Regions from separate parts of the Homo sapiens genome. Here all the other regions are linked to region 1. The links are chromatin loops, found by intact Hi-C in ENCODE. Cell type or tissue: PC-3. All regions are shown on one strand. Links, peaks and the distances in the headings refer to the core of each region. The heading gives the core; the rest is flanking DNA.

Region 1 (10,900 bases), core at 1,550-9,549:
AAGCTATTATTAAGACCATCTTCCTATTTCATAATATATCTTATTCATTAACATCTCAAGACATTGTTTTATGTCCAGTTTTTGCTCCATCATCAATCAACTTTAAACAAATTTATTTTTAACTTTTGTGAGTACATAGGTGTATATATTTACGGGGTACATGTCATGTTTTGATACAGGCATGCAATGTGAAATAAGCACATCATGGAGAATGGAGTATCCATCCCCTCAGACATTTATCCATTGAGTTACAATCCAATTATGCTCCTTAAGTTATTTTAAAATGTGTAGTTATTATTGATTATAGTCACCCTGCACAACTTTTAAATTTCAAAAACCTCTGATGGTTTAATATGGAATTCTGATATTAAAAAAAGATAAGCTAGGTGCAGTGGCGCATGCTTGTGGTCCCAGCTATTTGGGAGGCTGAGGCAGGAGGATTGCTTAAGCCCAGGTGTTCGAGGCTGTAATGCGCCATGATCATGCCTGTGAATAGCCACTGCACTTCAGCCTGGGCAACATAGTGAGACCCTGTCTCTAAAGTAACAGTAATAAAAATAAGATGTTTAAAATGTGTAAGTATTCAAATCACAAACCCTAAACATAACTCATTTATAAATAAGGTTATTTCCTAGGTACCTATCAATTTCTTCATTTTGCCTAAAAAAAATTATTTACCGTACACCTACTATGTGCCAGGTGGTGTGCCCACCATGTGAAGACTCCAGGTGAGGCTCAGGTCCTATCTAACTTGGAATGAAGAGACTAGATTATACTGCTAACAAATCACTTCTAACTTTCAGTGGCTTTCCACAACAAAAATTTATCTCACTTTTCACTTAGGGACTTTAGCAGTCACTATCTAGGACATATGCAATCTCACAGCAGAGGAAAAAAAGAAATGGCAGAGTACTCAACGGCTCATATATCTCCTGCTTGGAAATGGTGTCATCATTTCTGTTTGCATGTCACTGGCCAAAGCAAGGCACATGGCCAATCTGGAAGTCAACAGGGCCGGGTGTAATAACCTCCCCAGAAGGGGACAGCAAATATTTTAAATAATAACACAATCTACAATGGCCCTCAGAAAGCTTAGTATCTACTGCCATTTTATATTATTTGGTAAAGAGCCACAGGATGGGTTAGGACTTCAAACTTTGAAAGCTTGTAGGTTTGAGTTCAACTGAAAGTAGTTTCAAGTTGGTGATGCCCAATGAAACCGTCCACCTTGTAGATGTAATTTTAGCTCAGCAACAAAGCAGTACCAAACAACCTCAAAATCTCATTGGCCTAGGTTTATTTCTCACTCATGTTATATATCAGGAGCTTCAGAGAAGGAGCACCTGTCTACTTATTCCAGGACCTAGAGATGAAGGAACAGCTGCTATTTGGGACATGCCATTCTCATGGCAGAGGAAAGGAAAAGCAAGAGGTGAAACTGAACGACAGTCTGTCAATGCTTCTTGAAGCAGCTAAACTTCACTCCCTTTGGCCAAGACTGACCCTAGGTTGGGGATGCTCTGCATCCAGGGAGGGGCTACAAGTCACATAGCAATGGGTAGGACCTATGATCATCAGAGAGGTAAGGGAACAATTAGTGGGGGGCAATAATACAATATTCCACAGATATTCCTGTATGTCTTTCTCTAGCCTATCTACTTAGTATTTAAGTACATACTTACACATATACTTAAATCATGTTTTTGTTCCAGTTTTTGTTTCAAGGATAAATCATTATTTTTCTTTTTCCTATTGTCATACTGATTCCTCTAAGGAAAAAGTCATTCAAATATTGTATTTCTTTGCCCATTCAATTGGGGGTACTGACTACTTTAACTAGCTTTATGGTAACTCTGAGAATAGTAATCTTTTGAGGAATAGCTCACGTTTTAAAAAAATGTTATTTAAAACATTTATTTTGAAATAATTTTAGACTCACAAGCTGTAAAAATAGCACAGAGAGTTCCCATGGACCTTTCACCAGCTTACTCAAATAACAGCATTATACATAACCATAGCACATGATCAAAACCCAGAAATGGACACTGGCCCAATGCTATGAACAGACTGTATAAGGATTTCACATGTGCTTATTGTATAGGAGGGTATGTGTGTGTAGTTCCGTGAAATTTTATCACATTCATATTCATGATACGGAACTTCCCAATCTCCACAAAGAAGCTCCCCCATGCCACCCTCTTTATAGTCATGCCCTCCCCTCCCCTAACTCCTGACAACCACTGATCTATCCTCTATTAAAATGTGATACCATTTTTTTAGCACCAAATAATGTTTATGCTAATTACAGACTTGGTTAGTTCCAATACCATAGTTGGAAAGGAACGTAAAATAGGAATACAAGAAGCATCTAAATTATGCAAACCTCTGCCAGCCCTGTACAAAGTGGTAAGTCTCCTATAAGAATTCATGGCCAAGTCTGTACGACTGAGAACAAATCAGAGATAAACAAAAACACATTTATTCAGAGTCTGCAAGATCCCATCATTTTAATTTAGTAAAAACAGGATCAGGTCATTGTGTGAGGTACCCTGTCTGCTATTCTGTGATGATGTGGGTCAAATTTTGAAGTCCACTCTTTGGTAGTAGGGAGCTAACATGACTGGGATTCTGCACTCATTTTTGTCATGAAGTTCAAATAGTATAACATTATTTGCAAGAGGGCTGATTTTTATGCCTCACTATAATGTCATAAGATTCCCCAGCAGCTGGTATTTGTTCATCTATTAAACACACAGAGGAGGCAGAAGGTGTAACCATGTCTTTTTCTCGACTGCCAAGTCCAAATCGGCAGGACTGTCTCTTTAGGTACCTCCGAACTTCACCCTGACTCCTCATTACTTCCAGTAGATATTTCCCAAGCAGCAACCCCTCTTACCCACGTTAAGATAAATTTTATTTTCTTTTTTTGTTTTTGAGACGGAGTTTCACTCTTGTTGCCCAGGCTGGAGTGCAATGGCACAATCTTGGCTCACTGCAACCTCTGCCTCCCAGGTTTAAGTGATTCTCCTGCCTCAGCCTCCCGAGTAGCTGGGATTACAGGCATGCGCCAACATGCCTGGCTAATTTTTTTGTATTTTTAGTAGAGACGGGGTTTCTCCATGTGGTCAGGCTGGTCTCGAACTCCTGACCTAAGGTGATCCGCCCACGTCGGCCTCCCCAAGTGCTGGGATTAGAGGTGTGAGCCACAGCGCCCAGCCAATTTTATTTATTGATGTTCAGTGATCTTTTTGGTTATAACCTCACTTTAAAAATCGAAATGTGCAGTTTATGGTAAAATAGTATTCTAGTAATTTGTTACTAATTTTCTATTGTTTAGGTCACGTGTTCTTTTAAGTAGGTAAAACCATACTTGCTGTAAAAAATTAGAAAAGGTAGTTAAGTAGAAAGAAGTATATACACATTAACATTTTGGTGGATTTCATTCAAGAAAGATGAGAGAGAAAAAAAGAGAGAGAGGCTGATAGGTAGCTTTTTAAAAAATCTAACAGTTTATGTTAAACATTTTTCCATGTCATTAAATATAAATCAGTGTCACATCTTACTGTATGATATTTCATCATACATTCACACTATGATGGATTTAATCAACCCCCAATTCCTAAACATTCAGGTGATTTTGTTTTTCACTGTTATGAATAACACTACCATGAGCATCTATAAGCACACACTGTGCAAGTGTCTTATCAGTTCCCAAGGATAAAAGCCAGAAGTGGAAATCTTGAGCCAAAGAGGTGAACATAAAATATTAAAAGCAAAAGCTATCCACCGAGAGGCAGAGGTCTGTTTTTGATCAAGCTGCTTGTGGTTGTGCTGGACGCTTGCTGAGCCTGCTGGAATAAGCTTGCCAGTAACCAGTTTTACATCTTAGCTAAAAAGTGATATGTTAATCCTTGGTTTTTCTCCGTTTTTGTTAGGCTTGGGCATTTGGCCGTGCATGAGTTAGGTACCCCCATCAACCCCATCTGCTCAGTGACTGCTCAAAGCCTCCACAAATTGATAGCTGAGGTTTTCTTCTCTTCGATTGTAGCAAGCCATTCTCTCCTCAAAGATGCACTTGATCTCTAATTGATACCCCTTCATTCCTTTTCTAAAACCAGGAATTGGGAAACTATGAAGGTTCAATTTTTTGGGGGGGGATACTGAATTTCCAACCATGCGTTAGTTAAGGATGGCTGGTAGGAAGCCGTAAAACAGGAGAACCTGCCAGAAGAAACACTCACACACTCACACGTAGTTCTAGACTGCTATTGGCCTCTTTGGCACTTAGTTTTAGTTGATCCACTGGATTCGGTTTTATAGCTGTGACTGGGTAAAAGACACTTACACCTTGGTCTTCACTCGTGAAAAGCACCATCACAAGTATAGCTGCATTGTCTGTTAGCACCTGCCCTTCCACGTCTCACTTTGCACTTCTCAGCATCTCTGCATTTGTTTGTGTGCTGGTGGTCACAGAGCATGCAAAAGTATCATATGCATGTATTCCTTCCTCCCTCTCTCCCTCCTTTTCTTTAAACAACAGAAGGCAACACTAATGCACTTTCCCTTGTGGCGTTAAATGTGTCCTAAGCAATGCCTCCCAGAACTCAACCTGAAGAATAATGACCAAAATAGTACTCATTGATACATTCCCCCCAACCCCCACGCCCCAGGACAGCATCAGAGACTTCCAATCCTACATCTTAACCCACTGGCATGGTTTGCTTAGCTGTTAAAAAATTTTGAAGTTTGCCTTTAGGATGGCAGAAACCTACTGTGCACATTTGAAATTCACCTTTCTGGGTTGTTTTTTAAAGCAAAACAAATACCTAATGAAAATATCTCTGCAAATATGCTAATATTTCTACATGTAGCAGACAGTTGTGTTAAAATAAAGGCAGAAATTCAGCACTGTTTGCCACAACAAATGTCTAGTCTTTAGAGCTTAATTCTCTGCTCTGCAGAGGGAGGTTATGACATGGTGGCTGGAATAAAGGGGAGAGGGAGGGATGTGGCATTTAAGTGCATTTCTGTGGATACTTCTAGTGAGAATGCTCTTTTTGAGACTAGAGAAATACTGTAACTGCTAATGTTCCAAATTATTGTTTCTCCTATTAGCCACTTTAAACTTAGAATAACTCAACATTTAAAAGAAAAAATGGCAGGGCGCGATGGCTCATGCCTGTAATCCCAGAATTTTGGGAGGCCCAGACAGGTGGATTACTTGAATCCAGGAGTTTGAGACCAGCCTGGCCAACATGGCAAAAACCCTGTCTCTACCAAAAATACAAAAACTAGGCTGGGCGTGATGGCTCACGCCTGTAATCCCAGCACTTTGGGAGGCCAAGGCAGGCGGATCACGAGGTCAGCAGATCGAGACCAGCCTGGCTAACATGGTGAAACCCCGTCTCCACTAAAAATACAAAAAAAAAAAAAAATTAGCCGGGCTTGGTGGTGGGTGCCTGTAGTCCCAGCTACTCGGGAGGCTGAGGCAGGAGAATGGCATGAACCCAGGAGGCGGAGGTTGCAGTGAGTCAAGACTGCGCCACTACACTCCAGCCTGGGTGGCAGAGTGAGACTCTGTCTCAAAAAAAAAAAAAAAAATACAAAAACTAGCTGGGCATGGTGGTGTGCACCTATGGTCCCAGCTACTTGGGAGGCTGAGGTGGGAAGATTGCTTGAGCCTGGGAGGCAGAGGTTCCAGTTAGCCAAGATCATGCCACTGCTGGATGACAGAGTGAGACTCTGTCTCAAAAAAAAAAAAGAAAAGAAAAAGAGGAAGACAAAAGAAAAAAGGAAATATAACCAAACCAAATGGTAGCCTTTGGGCTCTTGCAACCAACTTAAAGGTAGCCCCAGCCCCACCATGCTTCACCTGTACGCAGAGAGTTCGGAAACATATTTCTAGTTTACCTGTTTATCCATCTTTCCTAAAAGGATGCTGCTGGGGGCAGAGTGGTGGTGGTGGGGAATGAGGCCACATAAATGTGCAGAGTCCACCTTAACTTTCAATGAGGTTTCATTATTTCCTTTTATCTTGTGATACGACCATGGAGAGTCAAAGGAGAGTCTCCAGTTTAAAGATGAAGAGACGGAGGTTCAGGAAAGTAAATGATTGAATTTGAAGCCATGGATAGTTAAGTGGTAAAATCGGGACCTCAACCCATGCCTCTAACTCAATTAACGGGCCTGACCCTGTGCTAGACGCTGAACCAATGGCACATCCTAGTAACATATTGGGCAATAAGGCTTCTTCTGGTATGAGGATAAATAGTGATACATAGGATAGATACCTAAACTTTTTTTCTCCAAGTAGCTCAAATAGACAGAGAACAGAAGGCTATTTTCCCCTGAGGACAGGAAAAAGGGTAAAATGTAAAGCAGCAGCCTATCATGATATGAAAATAAGTGATAATGCTATCTTCTATCTTCATTATCTCTAGATTTCTATTCCTACTACTGCGAATGTGTCCAAGCTGGAGTAGAAAGACAGATACCTTTTAATTCCACTAGAGGGGAATAGAATGACATCAAGAGATACAAGTCAATAGAGTTTTAAAGTTTGTCACCAGCAGAGTAGAGAGGAACCCTGTTGTCATTGCACTTCTGATGAATTTGTGTTTTACAGTGTTCATATCCCTCTCCTTTAAGAAGTCTACTCCAAAGATGTTAAATCAGGCTGAAATTTTTACTCAGTTTCTATGCTACATGCAATTCAAACATTCTGTTCTGGAAAGTGATTTTTCTATCATTCTTTGTTAAGCACACAACATTTGACAGCCAAACCAATGTAATATCATAAAGAACTTAATTGGTATCCGTAAGAGGAAACGTTCTGTACAAACAGAAGTTTCCACAGCAAAGTAGTTCGTGATATAAAACACCATGGGAGACTTTCTTGTGATCTATAGAAAGATGAAGGGTTTGTTCATCAGAAAATTCGTGATCCAGCCCAATGCTGTCCAACAGAATCTTCTGCAATGAGGGAAGTATTTTATCCACACTCTTCAATATAGTAACCATTAGCTTTCTATGACTACTGAGCCTTTGAAATGTGGTGACTCCTAATGAATTCTTTAAATTTCTTTTAATTCATTTATAATTTTTTTCTAATGATGCAATTATTTGCAAATAATTCTTTTTATTTATTTATTTATTTATTTATTTATTTATTTATTTGAGATGGAGTCTCACTCTGTCACCTAGGCACAATCTTGGCTCACTGCAACCTCCGCCTCCTGGGTTCAAGAGATTCTCCTCCCTCAGTCTCCAGAGTAGCTGGGATTACAGGCACCTGCCACCACACCTGGCTAATTTTTTGTATTTTTAGTAGAGAGGGGGTTTCACCACGTTGGCCACGCTGGTCTCAAACTCTTGACCTCAAGTGATCCACCCACCTTGGCCTCCCAAAGTGCTGGGATTACAAGTGTGAGCCACCACGCCTGGCCAAATAATTCATTTAAATTTAAATCACCACAGGTGACTAGTGGCTACTGTGTTGGAGAGTGCAAATTTAGAACCCTCTGCCCAGTGGCACCTGATTTGTTCAAGTCTATGATCTTTTTCTCCCTACTCCTTCCCCAAAGTACTACAATAGTAGAAACAGACTGAGAGAGAGTTTCAGAGTCTGGAGATAACTGGCCAAGATGAAACTGTCCATGTGGCTGGCAATGTCTCTTGAACTGGCCCTTTCATGCTAACCCCACTTTACCAGACTAAGCCAGGCCTTACAGCCCCATATCTAGCCTCTCGGTGGCTTCCTTCCCCATGCCACACTCTACCCCAGTCAGATTAACTCTTCAGGATTCACTGACTGGCATGCATCACTCCTTTGCTCAAAAACCTCTAGTCACTCCCCAGTGCCTACTTAGTCCGGCTACCATTTGACCCAATGTAATTGTTCAGTCTCTTTTCCCACCACAGGACTCTCTGTCAACTTGATGACACCCTACAAGTTTTCCTCAGTGTCTTTGGGTACAGCCCCCTACTCCCTGCCCTGGTCAGGAAAGTCCCTCTCTCCCCTCTCTTCACCTCTTCTCAGCATAGGTTTTAAACATTTCCTTGCCTCAGGGCCTTTGCACTTGCTGTCCATCAGCCTGGAGCCAGGCACCCCAGCTCTTCAGGAGGATGCCTCACTTGTCATTCAGGGCTCAACTCAACTGTGCCTGCCTCCTACTCCTCCAGGTTTTCCTTGACTCTCTCGGTTAAAGGGGCCCTCCAGAGCTTTTGTTCTGTTATCTTATTTCTTATTTAGCTTTATCTTTCTTATTCCATTTTTGTTTAAATTCAACTTTTTCTTTAAAATGTAAATTCTACACGTAGCAGGGACCTGATCTGCCTTGCTCATGGTTGAGCTTCCAGCACCCAAAAGAGGGCCACTGCATCAAGCAGGTTCTTTGTGAACATCTGTCAAACGAATGAATCCTGCATTCCCTCCCAAGGCACGGCACACTCTTGGAGATCAGAGACCACGTTGCATATCTCCTGGGAGCTCAATACATGTTTGCTGAAGATAATGACAATGGTGACATTTAACCCAAGCTGCAGCTTTCCACCCATTCCTTCGTGGGTGACACACCATTACATGAAGTTACTTTGCAAATCAGGCTTCCAAGGTCTCTAAACAAATCTATTGCCCGCTGATGTGTACCTGTCTCTTTAAAAGCCTACATCAAGTTCAGGCAAAAAAAAATCTGGCTGAGGTCAGTAATTAAGGATGGAATAATCAAGTGATACTTACATTGTTATCCACTGAGGAAAATTCTAGACCTTTCATCTGATTACATTTGTGAATTTCTATTGCTACAAGTGATAACACAGGCATTCTGGTACAAAGAAGGAGCAATTCAACTTCTTTTACCAAAGAAATGACCAGTGGAAGATAGAGAAGAAAAACTGTCCTAATGTCTGTCCTACAGGAAATGGGAGAAAAAACTAAATAAGCAGCAGAGCCTATATTCAACTCACAAATCAACGGTTTCCTGGGAAGAGTCATGATATGGTTTGGCTCTGTGTCCCCACCCAAATCTCATCTTGAATTGTACTCCCATAATTCCCACATGTCGTGGGAGGGACCTGGTGGTAGATGATTGAATCATGGGGGCGGTTCCCCCGTACTGTTCTTGTAGTAGTAAGTCTCACAAGATCTGATGGTTTTATAAGGGGTTTCCACTTTTGATTCTTTCTCATCTCTCGTGCCACCACCGTGTTAAGAAGTGCCTTTCACCTTCCGCCATGATTGTGAGGCCTCCCCAGCCACATGGAACTGTGAGTCCATTAGACCTACTTTTCTTCCCAGTCTTGGGTATGTCTTTATCAGCAGCGTGAAAATGGACTAATACAAGTCAGTTCCCTTGTTTATTGAGTTAATTACCCAACAAGTGTTACTCTAATATCTACTTTTCCAGGGGATGTCAGTTTTCCACATTAAAATGAAAACCATGGTCCTAAGAAAAGGTAACCACCATGGGTCAATTCTCTCATTACAATTAATTTTTAAATTCTTTGTTATATGGTCACTGCATTCTTAAGCACAGATGAAAAGAAGTGAGCCATCTGGGGCTTCTGATCTGCCCTGTTGGGCTAAAATTTTGATGGTAAACGTATCTGTTTGTAATTGGCTTTCCTCTGTTATTGTTAATCTCATTTCTCAGGTTACAGAAAGAGAAGGTCATTGCTTGCAAACAATTAATTATAAACAACTCAGTATTTATGAAGAGTCTGCAGGAAGGCTGCTGGTTATTATGACTGTTAGTCAACCTATTTTATTTTTCTTTGACAGACAAGGTCTCTCTCTGGCACCCAGGCTGAAGTGCAGTGGTACGATTACAACTCTCTATAACCTTGAACTCCTGGGCTCAAGCAATCCTCCTGCCTCAGCTTCCTGAAGAGCTACTGCCATGGCTAGCTGTTTGTTGTTGTTGTTTTTAAATGGATGGAGTTTCACTATGTTGCCCGGGCTGATCCTGAACTCCTGGCCTCAAGCAATCCTCCCGCCGTGGACGCCCAAATTGCTGGGATTAGAGGTAGGAGCCACTGCAACCAGCCTCAACTTATTTTTAAAGACCCTTTTCTTCTTGCTGACTCTCTGAATTTAGCTGCAAAATCCTGCTATGGCTTAACAGAGGAAATGCATTAGAGGATCAGATTATTTTGACATATGCAAATACATTGCTTCAAATGAGCTCTTTCTGATCACACCTGGGACGTATGCACCTAGAGGAGGTACTATTTCTTACTTTTGCTTGCCATTCTTGGAGGTTTCTGTGACATTTTCAAAGAAAACACCAGATCAGTAACAGGGATCTGTCCTGAAAAGTGCATCTACTCCATGAACGAAGCAGATATTTTTAATGCTTCCTCTTAACTCCCACTACAAGAACCACAGACTTCGCAAAGAAATCTGGTTCTAATGAAGATATGAAGATTTCTAATTCCTAAATGGAGCAAATAATCCTCTGAACACTAAGTGGTCAAAACGGGTGGTATGATTGAATTGATTATAACAGGTTTCACAATAGTAAACTTAAAGCAAAGTATGTTTTTAAACACAAAGAATACGAGGAAATAGGGTTTCTAGATCCTTGGAGAAGAAATAATCACATTTTTAAATGCTTCAATGGATAAAATCATGATTTTGATTAGCTTCTAGTGGAAATATTTAAAGACACACTTGAATTCCAAGAATTACAGTGTTGACAAGTAAATGCCATTTAATGAAAATCAAACACCTAGCCTTTCTGTTGGGTTGGCTCTGTTAGGTTCCTGAAGCCCCAAGTTTTCATTGACTGGGACAGCTCATTTAATCCAGAATCTTGAGAACAAAAAAGAGCCTCTCATCTTGATGAACATCAAAGTCAACCAGAGTCTTCTCTACAGAACTTTGAGTTCCTCTTTAGGGAGA
Region 2 (10,900 bases), core at 1,379-9,378, 190 kb after region 1:
CATTATGTTAGCCTCAATTTTCACTTAATTCTCATTGTATCTGACTTATACGACATCTTTAAAAAAAATTCTCCTTCCTCGGTTCCCATGACAACACAGTCTCTCGATTTGCCTCCTAATTCTCTGGTTATTCCATTGTCTGTGTCTTTCTTGAATTTCTCACTGTGCTCCCACCAATCCACAGAGGTATTTCCCAAGGCACAGCGTTGAGCTCCATTTCCACTCATCCTCCCTTTATCAAGCTCTGAGTTCACTCCATTAGCAAGATCCTTTCTTCTCAGACTTTCATCGTCCACCTCTCTGCGACTGATTCCCAAATCTAGACTTATCCTCACTCCCATAACTGGTTCCACACCTATGTCTGACTTTCAATACAATGAATATTCACCGTAATAAAAGCACTGGCATTCAGTGGGTACTTACCACACGCCAGGCACTGTTCTAACCATTTCACGTGTGTTCTCTCACTTAATCCTCGCCACCACCTTCTGAGGTAGGTGCTATTTTCACCCTCATAAATGGGGAAAACAGACAGAGGTTCATTTGGTCAAGGTTGCAAAAGCTAATGACTGGTAGAACCGGGGTTTGACCCAGATGATTGCAGAGTCCAGAATCCAAACTTCAGGGACATACTGCCTCTCCTCTCTTGAAGAGTGCTAAGACTTCCCCCTGCTAAGTCATTCATCTCCAGCTTTCACAAGATTTTCATTCAACATCAATGCCATCCAACCTCTTGATTCTCAAGCACTGAAGACTTGGAATTATTTTTCTTCACTCTTTTTCTTTACCATCCAATTATTGAACAAATCCTGGTAACTTTTCTCCATAATGCCTGAAAATGGGACCCCCCTTTTCCCCTGCCAGCCATCACCAGTTTCCACCCATTTGCACCATGGATCCACTCAGAAGCTGCAGTGGTTTCCTCTTGCCCATGATGACAAAGCTACTTTCCTTATCCTGTAACTTGGCCTCTCCAATCCTAACCTCACTACTAGGTTCAACAGAGCATGGGTCCTTCACGATGGTCATGTCAAACACGCAATCTCCTTTATTCTTAGCGCTATGCCTGCATCCACTTAACTCATGGCATCCTCTCTATCTGGAAACCTCTCTTCACATTTTTTGGCTTTAAGACACAGCTTAAGACCACCCCCCTCCCCCAAAAAGTCCTCCATGCTTGCTCATCAGAACCGCCCCATAGACTTCGCACTTCATGCGCATTGTTTTAAACACATCTTTTCACATTTCTTTTTGTCAGTGCTTTATATCTTCCCAATTTTATATAACACTTTTTCTCCCCACCAAATTTGCACACACCCACCTCTCCCTCCTCCCTCCCAGAGGCCTAGTCCAGGGCTAAGTAAACAGGCTACCTGCTTTTATGGAACATAGATACCTTATAGATACCTTTTGTAGGCGGCATCTGTGATTCCGTGAGTGCGTCTCGCGATTGCCAATAAGAACACAGCACACAAGCACCATCACACCCACACGACAAAACGCCGGCTGCACGGGACTGCAGCCTTATTGTCACAACATTTTGAGCTTTCTGACAACATAAGCTGCACTTACAAAGAAGTCAGAGCAAGGAAAGAAAAGTCTCAAACTGTGCTAGTTAGTTGGTCTAGCAAGGTACTGTGATAGCAACTTAAGTGGGGGAGAATCAGGAAGGCATTGGACAGAGAGGGCCAGGACGCAGTCCCCAGGCTGAAACCCCTGGATGCAGCACTAGCCCCTCTTTGCCCTCAAGCTTAGCAAAAGCGTCTATTGCATTCTGATTTCAAGCACATTAGACCCCATGGTAAAAGCCTGGCATTTGAATTTATTTATTTCATTCATACATCAAAGGTTACTCCCAAGAATACAAACAGCAAAGTAGAAATAAAGGTGAAAATCAGCATTAGGGAAAATGTCGATCAAACCAAAGAGTCAAGTTTGAGAAACAAGACTAATGTAAATATTCAAGCTAGGATTTCATGAGTGGTGATAGTTCTGTGAACATTAATGGGATAGTTACTGTGTTCTAGGAAGGCTCTCAGCCCTTGATGTTATGATTGTACTTGTTCCTCATAATAACCCCACAAGGTAGGTAGTAAATACTGTAGCCCAGGAATTGTTATTAGGACTGCTGGGGTGCTATCATTCTAACCCAGGCAAGAGAAGTTAAGCAAGCTGTCTAGGCCATGCAGCTAACAAGCCGAGGAACCAAAGTTTGAACCTGGGCAATCTGACTCCAAGGCCACATTCGGGGAAAAAAGGCGTGTGCCTAGGAACAAAGAAGCAGCTACACATCTGGCTCTGTGCTTCCAGATCACCATAGCAAAGGGGGAAATCGTCAAAATGCCAGCACCAACTACAGAAATGGGGAGCTTTGCTAAAACAACTCCAGCAGCGGTGGCTGGAATGAATTAAGCATCCTCCTGTTTCTGACCTCTCCCTGTTCACCCAAGGACAGGATCTATAAGCTCAGATCAGTGCATCATCCATGTTTCCCAAATCATCATTGAAAGCCATTGTTTTCCTTTCATTCAGGTCCCTCTTAGCACTGTGAGGCTCATGATGTCTTCACAAGGTCTTCAAACACTGCACTTGATAAGCCACATTGTAAAGTCTAATGAAGACGGGCTGTCTTCCATTCACACTCCCATCCTACCCCTTGATGGCATTAAACTGCCAGCCCCCATTAAAGGATGCTGCCTTCTCTCCCAGTTAAGCTGCTCCAAACCTCAAGACTCAAGCAGAAATAGGACCCATTTGCCCAAGAGTTCCTGCTGGCACCTGACAAGCCCAGGGTGACAGCAAGAGGCCCAAGAAGAGTGTGGCAGGAGAGAAAGAGCTCAGGCTGAGGGAAGCTAGAAGTCAGGGTCCATCCTGGCTCTGCTGCTCCTGGCTCAGGAGATTCACCTCCGTGCGCCCTACCTGCTCCATCCACAAACTGAGGAAGCCTGACCAGGGCAAGGCCTACTAATGAGGAAGACTGAGGGTCCTCAGGGAAACTCAGTTAACAACCAGGTGCCCAGGCCTCACTGCTGGAGGTTTGAGTGAGATGTTTCAGAAACTCCTCAGGTGGACTGGGTGCAGTGGCTCACACCTATAATCCCAACACTTTGGGAGGCCAAGATGGGTGGATGATTTGAGCTCAGGAGTTCGAGACCAGCGTGGGCAACATGGTGAAACCCAGTCTCTACTAAAATATAAAAAATGGGCAGGGCGTGGTGACGGGTGCCTGTAGTCCCAGCTACTCGGGAGGCTGTGGCCTGAGAATTGCTTGAACCCGGGAGGCAGAGGTTGCAGTGAGCTGAGAGAACACCACTGCACTCCAGCCTGGGTGACAGAGCAAGACTCTGTCTCCATAAAAAACAAAAATGAAAAAAACTCCTCAGATCAACTTCTGAGCTGGAGGAACTCAAGCTCCATCCCTGCTCCTTTAGCTACTCCATCCATAAACAAGCAAACACGCATCCTCACTTGGTGTTTCAGAGAAAGGAGAGCAGAAGAGGAAGTGGGAGGGATCTGCAATAGCTCAGCAGGGAGAGAGGCTGCTCTTGACTATGTTTATAGGAAACTTCAGTGGAGGTAATTTCATTAGAAGATGCCTCCAGGGCCAGGACCAGGGCCAGGGCCGGGGCCAGAGCTGGGGCCGGGGCTGCAGGGAAGCTCTGGGCCCTGGGGTTTCCTCCAGGGCACACACTACTGGGAACACATACACTGAGGTATACACGGCCTTCCAAAAGCATCCCAGCTATTGGAACACTTAATCTCTAGAGTTCTTGCTTTTAAAAAAAGGCAGTGAGGGTATATCCAAACTAGGAGGCAGGGATTATTAATTCTAGCTGCCACCTTCTGGTTTTCTGAACTACCTCCTTCCCCCCGGCTAACTGCACACATCAGAGTCTAGTTTTGGACACTTAACCTTCAGTAGCTCACACCTCACAAAGAGCCTGGCTTCACAAGCTGCCCTCTCACTTACTGAAAGGTCTTAGGTTGGTACAAAAGTAATTGCAGTTTTTCCCATTAAAAAAATAGCAAAAACCACAATTACTTTTGCTCCAACCAAATACACAATAGGCTGACTGCAAAGGTGGGGGTTTTGGGGCTTTATCAGTACTGATGGGTCCTGTGCTGACTTAGAAACAAAATCTGACCTGCTCAGTGCACTGGTGGTATCACTTATTCAATCAACAAACAGCAACTACAGACCTACTACATGCAAAATACCAAAGAAACTCACAAGAATAAGGCCCAGTCCCTGGCATCAAGACTCTTAAGATCTCAAGAAGTGACAAGGCCTAGGTTCTCCAACTGGCCAAATACAGGAACTTAGAAAAGCCCCATGACCTCCCTAAGCCGTAGTTTTCTCACATATTTAATGCAAATGAAAATCAGACCCCCTGAAAATAAAATATTATCAGGGAGGAAGATTAATCACCACAGGGAAGATTCTCCCTGAGGGTCTCTCCTGAAGCTTTGTCTGAGAAAACATCAAAAAGCGTATGTGGAGGAAGAGTGTGCTTGGGGGAAGTAAAGGTGGGGGAATGATCTGTAGTCATGGTAACAAGAAACTACCAGTTTAAGAATCAATGACAGCTCAGAACCAGTACACGGGCTTCTGACATCCCCATGCTTTTGTCAACAGCTGATCAACAAGGCACTCATCCAAGGACCCTGCTAATGACCTCTCACTCCCACCTCTCAAAGCCTGACCAGCCTCGAACTTCACGCTTCCCAAGATCCTAAACAAGATCGGCTCCCAGCTTTGCTGAGGAAAGCTGCCACTGAAGAGAGCTCTGCTTCTTACTTGCATGAGTAATAAATTTACCTTGTTGTTGCAAATTTTTGGCAATGTTCTCTTTCTTGAATATGAGTCACTAAAACATTCTCCCCTTCCTTTCAGGGCATGTTTCAGCCTAAGGATAAAAAAAGGGAACGGTCTTGAAAGTGCTTTGGAAATGCTGATTTGAAATGAAAAAAGAATTAGGATGCGGGGGGAAATTATTACTGGTTTTCCATGGGACGGGTCCTCAGGTTTACCCAGTGCCAATTTGGCCTTGCTTCAGACATAATTCTGCTATACTTAATTATTGGCTTTCAGTGAAGATTAAAAGCTGCAAATGATGTGCGGAAGAGGGACAGAGCTGGCAACCAGGGTTGAACTACTAATGTGTCCAACTCAGGAATCAATTCCATTTAGTGCTAAATTCTTAGTTTCAGAAGGAATTTAAGAGTAATACAATGGAGGGGAAGGGCATGTGTGTCACTGATGAGCATGGACTTTGCTGGAGCGCAGAGGGGAAGCGACAGCTACCCAGAGTGAAGCTTTCTCAGCCAACCTCTGGAGAGCAGAGACTAAACTTCTGCAATATTTCTGATGCAACCAACTTTATTCTGACCAATTTGGATCATGAGCCACAGGAAGAAATGAAACTCAAATTATTTGTCCTGCAGACAAATGAAAACATGAGGCCACCTTTCCTGAAGAAACGTGCTTGTTCCATTAAGAAAAGTATGAAAAGATCAGAATGACCCAAGAAAAGAAAAAAGCAACAAGATGAATTCATTTCCATGACTATTGTCCGGCACAGCTGCACTGAACTCATTTGCATCGCTATTAAATAGCCCTAATAAATATGAATATTGCGCAACATAAAGCACGTAAAAGGTCCATGTTTGAAATATCTAAAAGTATCAAAAACAATAAACCCAGTAGCCCAAGGAACTTCAAATACATTGTTATTCTTCCCATCAGAAGGACAGTAAATTAGTGGACAATTATGAGAAGAAAGTAAGCATTCTGAAAGCTAGTCATTAGTGGTACACAAACAAGAATAAATTTTCCAGTGTGAACAATAAGGGCTGGCTGTGATTTTATTACAAACTGGAGGCCCAAACCATGCTTTCAGAAAGCAGTTTCACCCCATGAAGCAAATTAACACTCCACTTTTCCTTGGGGCCTGTGATTTCCTTGGAAAGCCCTCTGCCAGTCAGTAAGTGGGACTTTTCCTCTCTGCATGGAAGGTAAAGGATTGGTTGGAGGAACTGAAGTAATCAGCAGTAATCAAGCTACAGTGCTGGGAGCCCTGGCCTAAAACAGCCGTCTTCAACTCTGCATCCTATCACTTGGCCATTTCCTAGTGCCCCAGAAAGTCTCCTGAAGGCCACCTTGCTCCTCATCTATGTGGACAAAGGCAAAGGAGGAATGGTAGAGAAGGGCAAATGAACCTTGTCCTGCAAGTTCTCTGCACCATGAATGAAAATCAAGCACTAATGGAGGAAGATCTGTAAGGGTTTCAATCTGGAACCTCTTTGTGGCTCAGTGCACCACAGGGCTGGCCCCCTAAGGACCTGCATCAGACCCATGCCCCAGATTTAGGCTTCAACCCTGAGAGAGAGAGACCACCCCTTAAGAATAGGGGAGGAACACAGCAGATGCCTCAGATGGCTTACCACGAACCCAAGCACAGGTTTTGACTACAGGGAGACCTCTGTCATGCCTCTGGTCCCAGGGCCATGACTCCAGATACTGGCTCTTCCGGAGCCATGGCCCTGGGAAAGGAGGCATGGCAGAGGTGTCCCTGTAGTCAGCTGGGGGCTGAGGCTGCAAAAGCTGATGATGCCGGATGGGCACCACACTCTGCCCCCTGTATTCGGTGTTGCCCCCCAGAGCCTAGAGGCTCCAGGGACTTGAAATGGGGAAAGGCGGGAGACTGTTCTCTCTCCGCATGGATCCGCTCAAAGCCTGAAGAGGAACCTTGATGGAAAAGGAGGATGAGGGCCAGTTCCCAGCAGAGCAGGGAAGAGCTCATCAGGGGCTGTGCAGACAAAGAAAACGGAACTTTCATCCAGAACCACCCAACAGATAAGTACATCTATAATTTTCTCTATCATATAAAGAGTGTGTAGCTCAGGAGTCCTTGAAGGGTGCAGAGAAAAGCAGTATTCTATCACACAGACCACAGAGATGCTGGTCACAAGCCTAAGCAGATGCTTACATCCATGAACCCAAATCTGCTAAGAATAAAGGTTTCACTTCAGTAAAAGGTCTTAAAGCAATCAGAGAACTACATAAACCACCACTCCCAGCATTCCTATAGTAACTTCTTCCTATCCGTCACATTAATTCTCTTACCCAATGTATACTCTCATGAAGATGGACTCTACCTTTGCCTAAATTTTGCAGGGAGGTACAGGCAGGATTGGGGGCAGGGAGGATAGGGCAGTGAGGAGAGAAGGAACCAGATAGGCGGTAGCTTCCCTCTATGAAAAGAATCAGCAGTTGGACCTTAGGTGAGGAAGTTACCTCAGTTTCCTCATTTGGAAAAAAAAATGGACTAGATGCAACTATCACTAAATCTCTTCCCAGCCCTAATATTCCATGCAATGTACATGCAACCCCTCACTACTAACTGGTTATTAAATGATAATCACAAATCAAACCACAGTGAAGTAGAAAACTCTCACTTCCCAGAGCTGTAATGGTACAGACTGAGGTTCTGTTTCTAAAAATCAATTTCAAACGTTAAATATATCAAAACCCATCATGAAAAGAAAGTAAAACCCCATGTATGCATTCAGACACATGTATTACGTTCATGAAACCCAACGATATTAAAGCTAAGTTGTCAATCTTCATTTTGGAAGATGTTTCTACTATGCGGAGCTTGACTACTGAAGCAGCCTTAACACAAGTCTTATAAAATTAGGAGTAAAGCACATTTATTTAACACATATTTATGAAGCATCTACTAGATACCAAGCACTATGTCAGATTTTAGCTGAACAAAACCAGACACAGTCCACACTCTCAAGAAGTTTGGATCTGGCGGAAGAGCGTGAAAAACTACCACAAAAAGAAATCTCCTGCTGACAAAAAAGGTGTTCTTTATCACCCCCAAAGATCTTCCAACTACATTTAAAAATAAGACAATTTATCTCAAACTTTACCTAATACTTTCATGTACATTAATGGCTCTTAAACGTCTTCAGGTAGTATATGCTTAAGTACGAGTTTAAATTTACAGTGACTCCTTCAATGATCCTTTACTCTCTATTTCATCAAAATTAAGTATCTGCAGCAGGCAAGGAGTAGCAGCCTTCTCCTTCAAGATTTTCAGGCTGGGCGCGGTGGCTCACACCTATAATCCCGGCAATTTGGGAGGCCAGAGTGGGCGGATCACTTGAGGTCAGGAGTTCGAGACCAGCCTGAGCAACATAGTGAAAACCCATCTCTACCAAAAATATAAAAATTAGCTGGGCATGGTGATACATGACTGTAGTCCCAGCTTCTCGGGAGGCTGAAGCAGGAGAATTGCTTAAACCCAGGAGGTGAAGGTTGCAGTGAGCCAAGATTGTGCCACTGCACTCTAGCCTGGGTGACAGAGCGAGATTCTATCTCAAAAAAAAAAAAAAAGAAAGAAAAATTTTTCAGCTTAACTTTTCTGGACTATCTTTTTCAACTTTCTTGAAATGTCTTGTGCAGTTTCCCTTGAATTCTAATGTGATTTCAACTGGTTTTATTCCCCCTGAAGTGATCAAATAAATCATCTTTGGTTCATGCTGTCTTCCTTTGACATCTCACCTGTTCATTAGTATTTTGAAGACAGCTCGATATCGGTGCTGGAATCCCTGCTTCCTGCAAAGGCCTATGGATTCGACCTTCTCTAATCACACATCCCTGCCATCAAATCAATCTATCAGGTTTCTTTATCCCTGTTGACTCTGGCACAGCAGTGCCTACAACCTTCATGCAACATCAGCCACAGAGAGTGGAATCGAAGTGAATCACGTGAGTCGGGCAATTACTGTGTAAAAGCACCATTTACGATGAGAAAAAAATCATACAAGTAAGGGGCTATCAGTCAAACCATTATACATGAGGGTCTCATATATACCTTAAGTCTTTGCTCAGTACCAGCACAGCAGAGGTCAGGAGGAGGAATCACAGAGGCCACAAAAACAAGTTACATGGGATGCATTTTTGCCTAACTTTGTCCTCGTTTGGAGCAAGTCAGATTAAACATTAACTTTCATAATCTAGGACCATCAAGATGCATCCTAGGTTCTCAGGTGAAATATCTGAAACATTTCTTTTAATTTATGCCAATAAATTGATCTTCCCACTCATTCCCTTTTTAAGCACCTGCCATCTTGGCTTTTCACCACCACATTGAAATTGCAACAAATCTGCACTTGATGTTATAAATCCCCCCATACTTAGAAACTCTTTCTTAACTGCTTTCTGTGATATGAAAGTGAATCCCAAATGCACATCTTCAGTCCTGACAGCACAACAGCTCTAGAAAGCCCTTGCCTACAGGACAATCTCCAGTTAAGAGGTACAAAACAAGGCCAGCATCTTAAACAGGCTTTGGCTACAAATAAACAGAAAACCTAACTCAAAATGGCTTAGACCAGAAGTGAACAAACTTTTTCTCTAAAAGACCAGATAGCAAATATTTAAGGCTTTGTGAACCATACTGTCTCTCTTTCATAACTACTCAATTCCACCACTGCAATGCAAAAGCAGCCACAGACAATATGACATTGCTGCATGCCAATAAAACTTTATTTACAAAAAACAAGTGAGGCCAGGCATGGTGGTGCATGCCTATGATCCCAGCACTTTGGGAGGCCAAGGCGGGTGGATTGCCTGAGCTTAGGAGTTCAAAACCAGCCTGGGTAACATGGCAAAACCTCGTCTCTACGAGAAATACAAAAATTAGCCAGACATGGTGGCACACACCTGTAGTCCCAGCTACTTAGGAGGCTGAGGTGGGAGGATCACTTGAGCCCGGGAGGTGGAGGTTGCAGTGAGCCAAGACTGCACCACTATGCTCCTGGAAGACAGAGCAAGACCTCGTCTCTTAAAAATTAAAAAAAAAATTTTTTTTTAAGTGGCTGGTGTCTCATGGACCATAGTTTGCCAACCCCTGCCTTAAACAATAAAGGTTAATAATCTTACAAAAAGGTCTGAGGCAGGAAAACCCCAGGGTTAATTAATTTAGCCACTCAACCACCTACGAAGTTCCTGTTTCCTTCTGCCAGCTTTCCTCATGGTCACAGGATGGCTGCCACTGCTCCAGGAGATACATGCACGCATGGCAACATCCAGCAGCAGCTGAAACAACCTCTTCTTTGTGTCCCTTTTTAGGGTAAAGAAACCTTTCTCAGAAGTTACCTGCTCACTAACAGGAATCACATGCCCACCCTTGAAGGGTATTCCCACGACTGTCTCAAAGCAGTCAGGATTTACCCAAGTTACAAGGGCAAGGGTTGGACAGTTGAACAAAACGGGGGTTCTTGCAGCACAGGAAGAGGAATGGCTCTGGTGTAGATAGTACTGGTGCCAGCAGATGGTGCTACAATAATCTTCCTCCTCAAACCACCTCCCCTCTGCAACCACCCAAATCTTTTAACGTTTCACTTACTCCTTCCTGTCTTCCTGTCTGTTTACTCCGCCTCCCTGGACCATTGACACAACCTGAAATCTTGCTCCTGTATAATCACTTTGCACAACACAGGCTGCCTAACCTTTATGGTCAAACACCACTCCCAAGTTGTCACTCACTAGTGTTTCTCCTCAAAAACTTACAAAAGTTCCTATAGATGATGAAAACCAATTCCTCAGTCGGGCAGAAGGGCGTGACTTCTTGCCAACCTTTCCTTCCCCACCCTACACCAGCACTCCCCACTCCAGCTGGACTGTCTGATCATCGTTCCCCGAATATCCTGGTTCATGTTCACCTCTATCCTAGACTTTCACTCTTGCTTCCTTCCTAACCTGAAATGCCCTATGTTCCTGCAAATAATGACACTTTTCTCATTTTCTAATGCTGGTAGACACAGAAAAAGTAATCCAACGTAGACAAAGGAGGCCTGGGTGTGACTCCTAGCCAGCTCGGCC
Region 3 (10,900 bases), core at 1,341-9,340, 100 kb after region 1:
ACCTACTTATTCTATGGTTACAATCACATACCTGCAGCAATTATGCATCTTTTTTTTTTTTTTTTTTTTTTTGAGACAGAGTTTCGTTTGCTCTGTCACCCAGGCTGGAGTGCAGTGGTGCCATGTCAGCTCACTGCAACCTCTGCCTCCCGGGTTCAAGCAATTCTCCTGCCTCAGCCTCCTGAGTAGCTGGGCTTACAGATGCCTGGGCTTACAGTAGCCACCACGCCTGGCTAATTCTTGTATTTTTAGTAGAGACGGGGTCTCACCATCTCACCATGTTGGCCAGGCTAGTCTCGAACTCCAGACCTCAAGTGATCCGCCCGCCTTGACCTCCCAAAGTGCTGGGATTTCAGGCGTGAGCTACCGCGCCCAACCTGTATCATGTTTTTAATGGAATACTGTATTAAACATTTTCCGTATTTCCATACAGTCACCAAGATTATTGTTTTTAAACCAAATCAAGTCCCACCCAGTTAAAAAGATCATTATGAATATATTTTAAGGGGGTGGAAAAATACAATGGACAGTCTTTTCTTTTAAAATGTCTTTGTAATATTTTACAAGAAAGTGATTTTAGTCCTTAAAAAGTAGAAAGAAGAATAAACAGCAGTACAGATATATGCTGACCCATGAGGCCTGGTCAATTACTTCCATCACAATACCAGAGCTGACGGGAGGAGGTTTGAGCAGACAAAGGTCTGCGGCATTTCTCATGGGAGGCAGGCAGAGCGGATCAGTGCCTCATTCTACACAAAACACAATCAGATTGTCTTTCAGCAGAACAGAAATAATCACCCTATTGTCTAACATCATGAATGACCCGCAGAGCCACAAAACATTAATAATAAAGGCAAAAGTAGCAACTGGCTCCCTCATTTGTATGTCCTCTAATCTGCAATTTGTCGCCTTATAAACTTTAAGGATTATGACCTGTGGATGCAAATTGCATTGGTCATCAGTGCCAACAGCCAGGCACCAGGATAACTTTACCTCCTATTTTACCTATTTTATAAAAACACAGAATAATGAGAATGCAAAGCACAGTAGGAAAATCCTAAAAGGAACTGGGGCGGGTATGGGGTGGGCAGGTAGAGAGGCGGAGATTATAGCCAAATGGATTCTATCCAGTTGCATCATATCAAACAGGAGTCAGCTAACTTTACCTGCAAAGAACCCGGTAGTCAATGTTTTCAACTCTGCAGGCCACTCAGTCTCTGCCTCAAGTATTCAACTGTCTGTGGCAGGGCTGAGCAGCTGCACACAAGACACACACAAACCACTGGACATGGCTGTGTTCCAATAAAACAAGCCTTGGGCAGGATGTGGCCCAATAAGCTATAGTTTGCAACCCCTGGTATACAAGGAAAGACAGGTGTCTTCAATGTTATACGCAGACCAAAGTATCCCCAAACTGCTTCTTCACCATCTCCAAACTAATTTACCTCTCTGCTCATCTTTAACAAGTCTTGGCTCTTCTTAGGAGTCACACAGACACAGGGGTGAATATCATTACTGGCTCCAAATGTTCATCCCTGGCTGTAGTATCCATACCTTTTTTTTCATATGACTTTGAAATTCCTCCCCTAAAGATACAGTCTATTTCCCTGCTTCCTAACTTTGAGCTTAGCCATGTGACTCACTTTGGCCAACATAATGAGACAGAAGTAACGACATGCCCCTACCAAGCCTAGAATGAACCAGACTTAGTGTTTCTGCCCATCCTCCTGGGTTTGCCTTGCCCCCTTAGCCCTGGGAAGAGCACACCCAAGCTAGCTGCCCCAGGTCAGAATTGGAGAAGAGGTACGGCGCAGAGTCCATTCACAGCCTCACAATGAGAGGCCGAGATGCCTAGCTGAGCACAGGTGAAATCAGCCAACCCTCAGGTGACATGCAGATTATGTCTGCAAGTGATAACATGACTGGAAGCGATAACATGATTGTTGTTGTAAAGCCACCAACTTGTGGGGTGGATTGTTAGGTGACCATAGCAAATTAATAAATCCATTAATCATAAACCAAACCACTTATTTATTTCAAAGCCACCCAATCATCTTCACTGAAAACCATCTCCTATAATAATTTTCGGATATACATATAGGCACATATTTCAGCTATATATTTAATTACTAATAAATGTTCTCAAGATTTCCTCATAGTTATGTGTAGCTGCTTTTATCCACTGATCAAAACAGATTTCTGTAGAGCAATATACAGTTAGCATACACAATTTCCAAAAATGTTTCAATCACAGCAGTATGTCTTTTAGACCATTTCTTTAAACATATGGTATATCATTATCATAAAGGCAATCTGGAACCATGACGACTCTTATTGTTTATTTATAGGAAGTATTATTAGCAAGGGCATTAAATAAAATATTGTTTATAAAATAATTATGTGCACAGAATGTTCCCAGACCTTCTTCTGAATTGAAAAAAAAAGAGACTTTTGGAAGACAGGAAGAAGAGTATGGAGTGGCCCTGACATGTTTCTGTTTAATTCATGAAGTCAGGAGTTTATTTTCCACTTTGGTCCCACACTTCTGATATTACTGAGTCATGACTTTCATCAACACTTCTAGGAAAGAAATAAGTGTCAGTCCCCCAGAATGAAACCACACTTGTCCAAACTCTGGTCAGGGTCATGTTAGTCCCATACCTTTCCAGTACACTCCAACTATTTACATCCATCTGAAGCAGGTCCATGAGCCCTGGCGATCTTCCACCCTTCACTAACCACTGTCTCACACGTGCCAGCGCTAATCTGTCTCTCTCCACAAAACACGTGTACAGCTGGGCACCAGATTTCAAGTGGTTCTTTTCCAAAAATGTGTCTCTAAGTGGATGGTCCAAAATGTGAAAGGCATTTTCCAATGCCAACCTTCCAGGGCCTATTTCATTCATGACAAATAGGAAATATATTAATATCTATATTAAGTTCATAAATATTTACATCTTTCAATTATTAGTAACAAAAAAATATGATGCTGATGGTGAGCATCTTGAGACTTTAAGCTGGTGAAAGCTCATGCAGCTGCAGGTGCCTGATGGCCTAACTCAATGGTGCTGGTTTGTTTTACACTCATTTCTGCTCCACGTGGTCTCTCATCCTCCAGGAGGGTAATCAGAACTTCTGTGGCTGCAGAAGTTCTGAGTGAAGAAGCAGGAGTGGGATATGTGAGGTCTCTTAATACCTCAGCTCAGAACTCCCATGATGTCAACTGCACTGCATTCTGCTGGTCAAAGGAAGTCACAAAGCCACTTGACTCACAGGAGTAGAGAAATAGACATCTGACTGAAAGCATGGCAAAGACACGTTATAAGAGAACATGTAACCAGGATGGGAGGATCTGTGGCTATTCTTTGCAATATACTACATATACCTAGCAGTCACATATTCTATTGTTTCTACATAAAAAGGCATTGTGGTTTTATGATTTAGTCTCCTTGCAGGGAAGAGGTGGGGGAAGTGATCTTGGATAGAGGAAGACAGACCCAGATACCTGTCACAGACTCCTCCTCACCTGGGGCAATAGGCAAGCGTACCTTCCAGGCCAATGGCACTGTAACCTAAGCTCTGTGAGCACAGAGATTTGTCTGCTTAGTTCACTGCTGGATACCCAGGGCACAGAAGAGAACCTGGCCCATAAAAGGCAAGCAGTGAAGATCTGTGAAATGAGAAGAATAGACATCTCCTAGGTGTTCTGATTGAAAAATTACAGAAGAGCTCTGCAGTAGGAGATGAGAACTGGATTCTCACATCTAAGATAGTACTAACTGTACATATGGGTCATCTCAAGTCAACTGTTTATAAGTCAGGGACTACCCGTATTTAAAATTAGAGTAGAGAAATGATGTGCTAAGACATTCCCACATCAGTCTCCCAAAACAACAGTAACAGTTTCTTGTGACTCAAAAACAAATGAAAGCATAATGAAGGATACTTCCTATATTGTTCCAATGTAACAAAAATGCTCTTTGCTAACTTTAAAGGAATCTGAATCGCAAGCAACAAATTAGCAAAACACACAGTCTTCCACTGAACAATGCCCCTTACAGAGTATCAGGAATTGAAAATCAGGGCACACAGTAAGTTTTGGGAAAGAAGTGCAGTAAATGTTTTTGTTGAATGTTGGAGCCAGAAGACCCTAGCAGTTGTCTAATCCCCCATCTCCTCCCACTCACACACACCCTGTATATGTTGCAGAGGCTGAGGCCTGGGAGTTGCGAGGCTTGTCTGATGTCACCCAGCTAGTCAGCAGCACAGATGGGATAAAAATTGAGGAGTTCAGACTCAGCTCTGAGCTCTTTCCACTACACCCTGCTGACAGTTTTCAGCCTTACTTGCAGCATAAACAAGCTTTTGAATATAAGCAACTATAAATAGTAATTAGTCAGAGTCTTGTATTAGATATGTTGACATCATCAGAAGGCAATTCTGTTCATTACAAGCCCCTCTGACGCTCGCTCTGAAAGTTGCTGCCTTCTTCATGTCCACCAGGCACCACCCTGGACCTGCCTTAGGTCCAAAGTGCATCCTTCCAGCATCTTCCGGCAATCTGAGCTTCATTACAATGTCCCCTCCTCCTGCCGGAACTCACCAAATAGTCAGGTGCATTCGCTTTTTCTCAGCCATATTCAGGGAAGGGAGCATGATTTTTCTAATTCTTTTGCATGTTCCCACAGTACTAAGCAGGGATCTGACATACACATTTTGGTTAAACATAAGCTAATATTTACTGAATGATTACTATATGCTGGGCAAAGAGCTAGGCATTTTAAATGCATTATTTCATCTAATTCATCCCAAAACTCTATAAATAAGTAGGATTGTTTGTCTTCTGCCCACAGACAAACTGTGGTCTGGAGAGGTTAAATGCCCTGCTCAAGGTCATACAACCAATAAAAGATGTTGATGCTGAGATTCAACCCAAGTGCTATTTGACTCCAAAGTTTGTGCTTTTTAACTCCCAGTTTTTCCTAAGAATGACCTGCCTGAATTTCGGGGAGGAACTGGGGGAATGCATTTTGGAAAGTATCCCAGGTGATTCAGATGTGCAGCCAAATTTGGGAAGTCAGTGCCCCACACTCTGAAATCCTACACTGATTGACTCATCTTGCTTCTTCTTCTGCAGCCAGAATGACAGTGTGACCAGAACCTGACCCAAGCCCACCTCTACCAGGTGACTCAGGCCACACACACTTCAGAGAGTACTGTCTTCTCTCCTGTATACAAACTTTAATCCTTCCCATCCAAATCCTCCCTGGCCATCTCTGGATACTGTTGGAAACCGGAGGGCACCAAATCTTTATTCCGGGATCAGTAACAGAATTCATGATGACACCAAAGGTCTATCAAGGAAGTCCTGGTGGCACAGCCCAGGAAGAAGCAGAAATCAAGACCCCACTGGATTCATAGTAGGTTTCATTATGAATAATGCCCTCTTCCTTTGGGGCCTGGCTTCTTCTTTTTTTTTTTTTTAGTGAGCGACCCACACATACTACACATCAGCCAATGACAGACCCAGCTAGACAGTCTCACACTATTTTCCCAAACTTCAGAACAGACACTATGGTTTTCACTGCTATGCACATAAACTGTGTGTCTTAACCTTCCCTCCTGCAAGCATGCTTCTAGTTTGCCTTGGGCAGCTGGTTCCTCCCCTTCAACAAAGGTGGGGTTCAGCATGAACCCCCAGTACAGAAGGAATTCGGTCTCTTTATTCCACAAGCACACGGCACCTGGCGCTGGACTGAGCCTCTCTGGGAGATCACAAACAGGAGCTTCCATTTCCATCCCACATTTCACTTCGCTCAAGGTGCTCCTACTTCGATTACTGTCCCCTCTTCCCCCTGCCTATTCTCTCCTTTCGGTCCTGCCAACTGACAAGAGCTCCTTTCTGCCTAGCATAACTGAGATAAACTCATAAAGATACTACTAAATGCTAACAGGAAATAAACATAGAAACTGCAAGAAGTGAAAAAAAAGTGGGCATTATAAAACACTGGTGTTCTCATCCTGCCATAGTCAGGTTCCACTGGCTTTGCCCCAGGTGGCCTGCCATTCGGGGTATCCACCAGCTCTCCCCAGGGGCACGTTCCTCCCACGGGGCTCCTGGTCCACATCCACCTGCAGGACCCGTCGCCCAGGAGCTCCCTACTGGACATGTTGAGGGATGTGTGCTCCAAACCAAGAGAAAGACCCCTGTCTCTGTCATACAGGGTGGAAGCTAAAATATGGCTAAGATGGAAATGAGAGATTGAATAGTAGCTAAGGGAACCACAGACTGAAGAAAGAATTCTTTCAGAGCTAAATTTAAGTTCATTCCTCAATTCTTTCCTTCACTCAAGTATTTTGTTATTTCAAAGAGCATTCTGTATTCTGAAGATTTATCTAACACTAGAAACCAGGTGTCCCTATTTCCCAAGCCAGTGTTCTTGCCTTTCAAGGAGTCAAGAAATACAACAATTCTTGACCGTATTTTCTCTTCTCACACATATGGCATAAATCCATAAACCCAAGAGGCATTTATTCTCTACAAGATATTTGAATTTGGCTGAGACTGGTCTTCTTTTTCTTGAAAACAGTCCTACTGCATAAAGTCCTTCTTTTCAATATTTACTGTAACTTAACACACTAAAGAATCCAGCTCCAGCCAGATGACTTGATTCATCACTGCATAATTGGATGTTTACTTTTGTTGTCCTAATTAGCCAGAAAGGAAAAAAAAAGTCACAGTTTAGTCTTTCTTAGAGAAAAGATAAACCTTATTTTCTCATTTGTACCATCTTCTGGAATCTTGGGAGATAGTACTTATTAGAAAAAGTTAAGCGTGAAAAGCAATTGAGAATTAAAGAAAAAAAATCTCTGTGGCCATGCACGACCATTATCCTTACATAGGAGTTTGCCTCTGGATGCTGAAATCATGTTTAAAAACTATAAAAATGAGAACTCTTTTATGGTCATTATACTTTACACTATAGATCGCCATCACTATAATATGACATTATTACCATCTTTGGACTTCTACACTATATAAAAACATGAGTTAGCAATTGCCAAATACTTCCTTTCACTGTCTGTGAATATACTTGCAAGAGAAACTGCAGACTGCTGCAGAAATCTGGTAAATGTCAAACATTTTTAGTACTTTTTTTTTTTAAGGGGGCAATTTCCAAATCAAAATTAGTTGGAGCTGCAGTTTGGTTTGTACTGAGTGGACAGATGCCCAGAGTCCTGAGGCTGCCACAAGCCACACTGTCCCCGAAGCATCTCCTACATGAAGACCTCCTGCCTCCTCATTTGCCAGTGCTGCCCTGGCATGGAGACTTTTAAATCATTGTATTTTTAAAAAACATTCTATAGCAGGCTTTTATAAAGCAATAAAATCAGGAATGACAGACCTCAGAGAATTTCACTGTCTCTAAAATAGCAGTGGCAAGTGGTACTGGAGTCATTTTACTTTTCCTGATAAGTTTAGGAAGAAATCTTTTAGGTTTTAAAAGTCAGAAATCAGCAGTCACATTGGAATAGGAATGAAGAATATAGAGTAGAAAAGTGTGGCCAACTGTTTCCTTAGCCCAAGGAGAAAGTATAATTCTAAATAATAAATCTGGATACCTGAAATTTAGGGGAAAAATGGTTGCTAACTGCATTACCTTTGATAAGTTGAACTTAACGTGCCTTTTGATAGCAAGACAAATACAAACTGTGCATTCAAAGTTATTCTGTTCTTTGAAGTGGCTCACACCTGTAATCCCAGCACTCTGGGAGGCTGAGGCAGGATTGCTTGAGGCCAGGAGTTTTGAGACCAGCCTGGGCAACATAGCAAGACCCTGACTCTATAAAAGATTTAAAAATTAGCACGGTGGGCTGGGCATGGTGGCTCACACCTGTAATCACAGCACTTTGGGAGGCCGAGGCGGGTGGATCACCTGAGGTCAGGAGTTTGAGACCAGCCTGGCCAACATGGCGAAACCTCATCTCTACTAAAAGTACAAAAATTAGCCGGGCATGGTGGTAGGCACCCGTAATCCCAGCTACTTGGAAGACTGAGGCAGGAGAATTGCTTGAACCCAGGAGGTTGCGGCGAGCTGAGATCACACTATTGCACTCCAGCCTGGGTGACAGAGCAAGACTCTGTCTAAAAAAAAAAAAAAAAAAAATTATTAGTGTGGATGGCATGTACCTGAGGCTATAATGAGCTATGATCAGATCACTGCATTTCAGCCAAAACAGACAAACAAACAAACAAACAAAACAAACCAGTTATCCTGGCCTTCCAATAGCTTAGGAATCCAAAAGCCACCTTCTCCAATACCTTATTTTAACAGTGAAGTGTATGAGCTCTGGGAATTGCCAGGAATCTTACATGGTAAGGAGAACTGCACTCAACCATATCCAAGGTAATCTTGGCCCCAGAAACATAGTCTAGGGTTGTGATTCTCAAACATAGGCATTACTTGGAGAGCTTGGGAAATGCAGAATGCCAGGCCCCAGCCGCTGCCTTGCTGCTTCAGAAGATCTGTGGTGTGTGAATATCTGCTAATGAGCTCCCAGGTGATACTGATGCTGAGGTCTGGCAAGCCCCTTTGAGAACTGCTGGCATAGGAAATGTTAAAGAAAGTGTGGGCTGGAGGAATTAGTGCTTACCAAGCACCAGGCGCTTCAAGATCCTGTATCATCATCCACCCCATTTAATTCCCAGTATAACTTGTAAAAGAATCACCAATTGAAAGGTGAGGAAACCGAGGGCCAGGAAGGTTATGGAATTTGCTGATAAGTGGGGAGGCAAGAGATAGTCCCAGGGCAGCAAGAGTCCACTATACCTTCCAACTGTTTCCCACCTTAAGGCCCCAGTCAACAAAATCACGTACATCATAAAATGCCTTGCATGAATATCTGACTGGACCATCTTACAAGCTATAAACTTGCTAATAAAAACATTCTAGCTAGAGGCCTCCAAGCACTCAAACACAATATGCACAGCCATTTTTCATCCCAGGAGCCAATTTCCATCTAAACTGTTGTTGGAAATTTCCAACAATCCCTGTGAACTTTCGGCTTGCTCCTTTCCTGGATTCACTCAACAATCTTCCAAATCCTCCTTTCTCAATAAGCCAGCCCTAATGGAGCACCTAACAACGGACGGCCCCAAACCAGGACATAGCTCACTATCTGCAATAGAAATAGCATGAGCCCATTGCCTCCACTTTTCCAGGTTCTATGACTGAAGACCCTGATGTTTGTGTAGTGTTTATGGGTGTCAAGGTTAAATGTCTTTAGTGTAACCTCCAAACACAGATTTCTGTGCTTTGTAGTGTACGCATCATAGCACAACACTTGATATTAAAGCTCTGTGTTGATGATAATGACCTGCAGTAACTCTCCATTTCAGGGAGTCCCTTACACGGTATTAACAAAGCAACTCCAAGATCTGTTTCCATGACAACAGCAGCATCACACAGGAAAGAGAATGAGGAGAGTACAAAAAGGCTTTTTAGAAACTGTTACCAAAATGCACACCCAGTTTAGGAGACTAAAAATTTTCTGGGCATTAGATTTTGGGTTAAAAATCTTTTCTTTTTTGAATGTATTCTCTAATGATGTGACTATTTTTAAATGTCTAATAGGGACCGATTCAGAACACTATAAATACCATCCATCTGTCAAATTTCAGGAGGTCTAAAATTAGGTTACCAGGTTCATCAATTTCCCTAAGAAGATTCTCGTAAAAATAGAACAAACCTTTCTGGTAGCATTCACAGTAAAATCCTGACAGTTCAAATGCTGTGGTAAATAAACTATACTTATTTAAAAGCTAAAAACTATTAAGCAACTCCAAAAAATCATATTTTTTCCTGAAAAAAGTTAAGACAGAGAATATCTTACGAAACAGGAGTTTCTTAGGAGGCCCTTCAACTTACAAAGCCACAGACTGAAAATACCTCCCATCAGAATGTGGTATAAGCAAATCACATATTATCAACCAACTACAAGGAAAAGACACATCACATTTTCCTTTCTACTGTGCTCATCATCAACCTCTGCTTATGTTTGCTTTTCTCTGGTGGATGAGGTGGAAATTAAATGAAACACCAAACAATGCCCGTAGCCTTCTCCTCGCCTAATATTTTTTTCTGCCATTATTCCTTCATTGACCATCAAAGACGACAGGGCCATCTTACTAAAAATATCCTGGAACAACAGCCAGCATTGAGATCTTTTTTTTTTCTCTCAGCTACTGGGAGGTAAGGTTATTTCACCTACATGTGTACCAAGTTATTTTTAAAACTTGCCTTGTTCTTCTCTGGTTATTCTATTTCAATAAGCAAAAGGGAACCTGCAGCCGTACTCACAACCATCCTAAATATCCTAGCTGTTAGATGGTCCACGTTATGGTCATCAACACAGACACAGAGTGGACTTTTCATGCGTAAACTGATAAGCAGAAACTGCTTTGCAAAAACAGCTTGATGAGTAATTTTCAACCTTGTCACAAGCATGGAAGTTGCACACCTCAACTGGATGGCACTTGCGCCAAGAACTTGGTGTTAATTCTTTTTTCTCAGTAACTATCCATTATGCTAAGAGGCCACAACAGATTGGCTCAGAAAAACCTGTAAGAATGGTTTTGGCGTGAAAAAAGTTAGAACAGAAATTCTGTCTAACGTCAAGGTTAACTCAAGCAGAATCTGATCTCTATTCATTTACTTGCTAATTCAATAAATATTTGTTGAGAGCCAGATACATGCCAGATTCTGTGTAAGCACTGAGGACAGGGACGGGGAGATGAAAGATAGGTTTTGCCCTCAAGGGCCACAGTGCATGGGCAGACACAGAGGAACAATTACAACAAGTGGTATGAAAGTCTTCAAAGAGGCACGCAGGAGGTGGA

What was found. A loop is a pair of places that touch in the nucleus more often than their neighbours do. Peaks named below come from ENCODE experiments on the same cell type or tissue, not always from the same donor. Only the 100,000 strongest peaks of a DNase experiment are listed, where the experiment ranks them.
Region 2: a loop joins it to region 1, with 8 times the contacts of the local background. A loop is called at or near these places in 4 of 110 quality-filtered maps.
Region 3: it touches region 1 in a loop (8-fold over the local background); 4 of 110 quality-filtered maps call a loop at or near these places.

Annotation. Positions count from the first base shown.
Region 1 is chr17:66,621,064-66,631,963 of GRCh38, reverse strand. All of the region lies in intron 3 of PRKCA (protein kinase C alpha), which reads right to left. Among named protein-coding and RNA genes, the nearest start is that of MIR634, 160 kb to the left of the region's middle. In PC-3, for the core only: a CTCF peak has its summit at 6,514; a DNase peak (open chromatin) is centred at 6,533.
Region 2 is chr17:66,426,014-66,436,913 of GRCh38, reverse strand. All of the region lies in intron 2 of PRKCA (protein kinase C alpha), which reads right to left. Among named protein-coding and RNA genes, the nearest start is that of PRKCA-AS1, 15 kb to the right of the region's middle. RefSeq lists a silencer at 2,983-3,180. In PC-3, for the core only: no CTCF peak of the experiment used is centred there; a DNase peak (open chromatin) is centred at 4,843; H3K4me3 peaks cover 841 bases; H3K27ac peaks cover 1,305 bases.
Region 3 is chr17:66,517,394-66,528,293 of GRCh38, reverse strand. The region is part of intron 3 of PRKCA (protein kinase C alpha); the gene reads right to left. Among named protein-coding and RNA genes, the nearest start is that of PRKCA-AS1, 110 kb to the right of the region's middle. In PC-3, for the core only: a CTCF peak has its summit at 4,469; a DNase peak (open chromatin) is centred at 5,083; H3K4me3 peaks cover 599 bases; H3K27ac peaks cover 2,579 bases.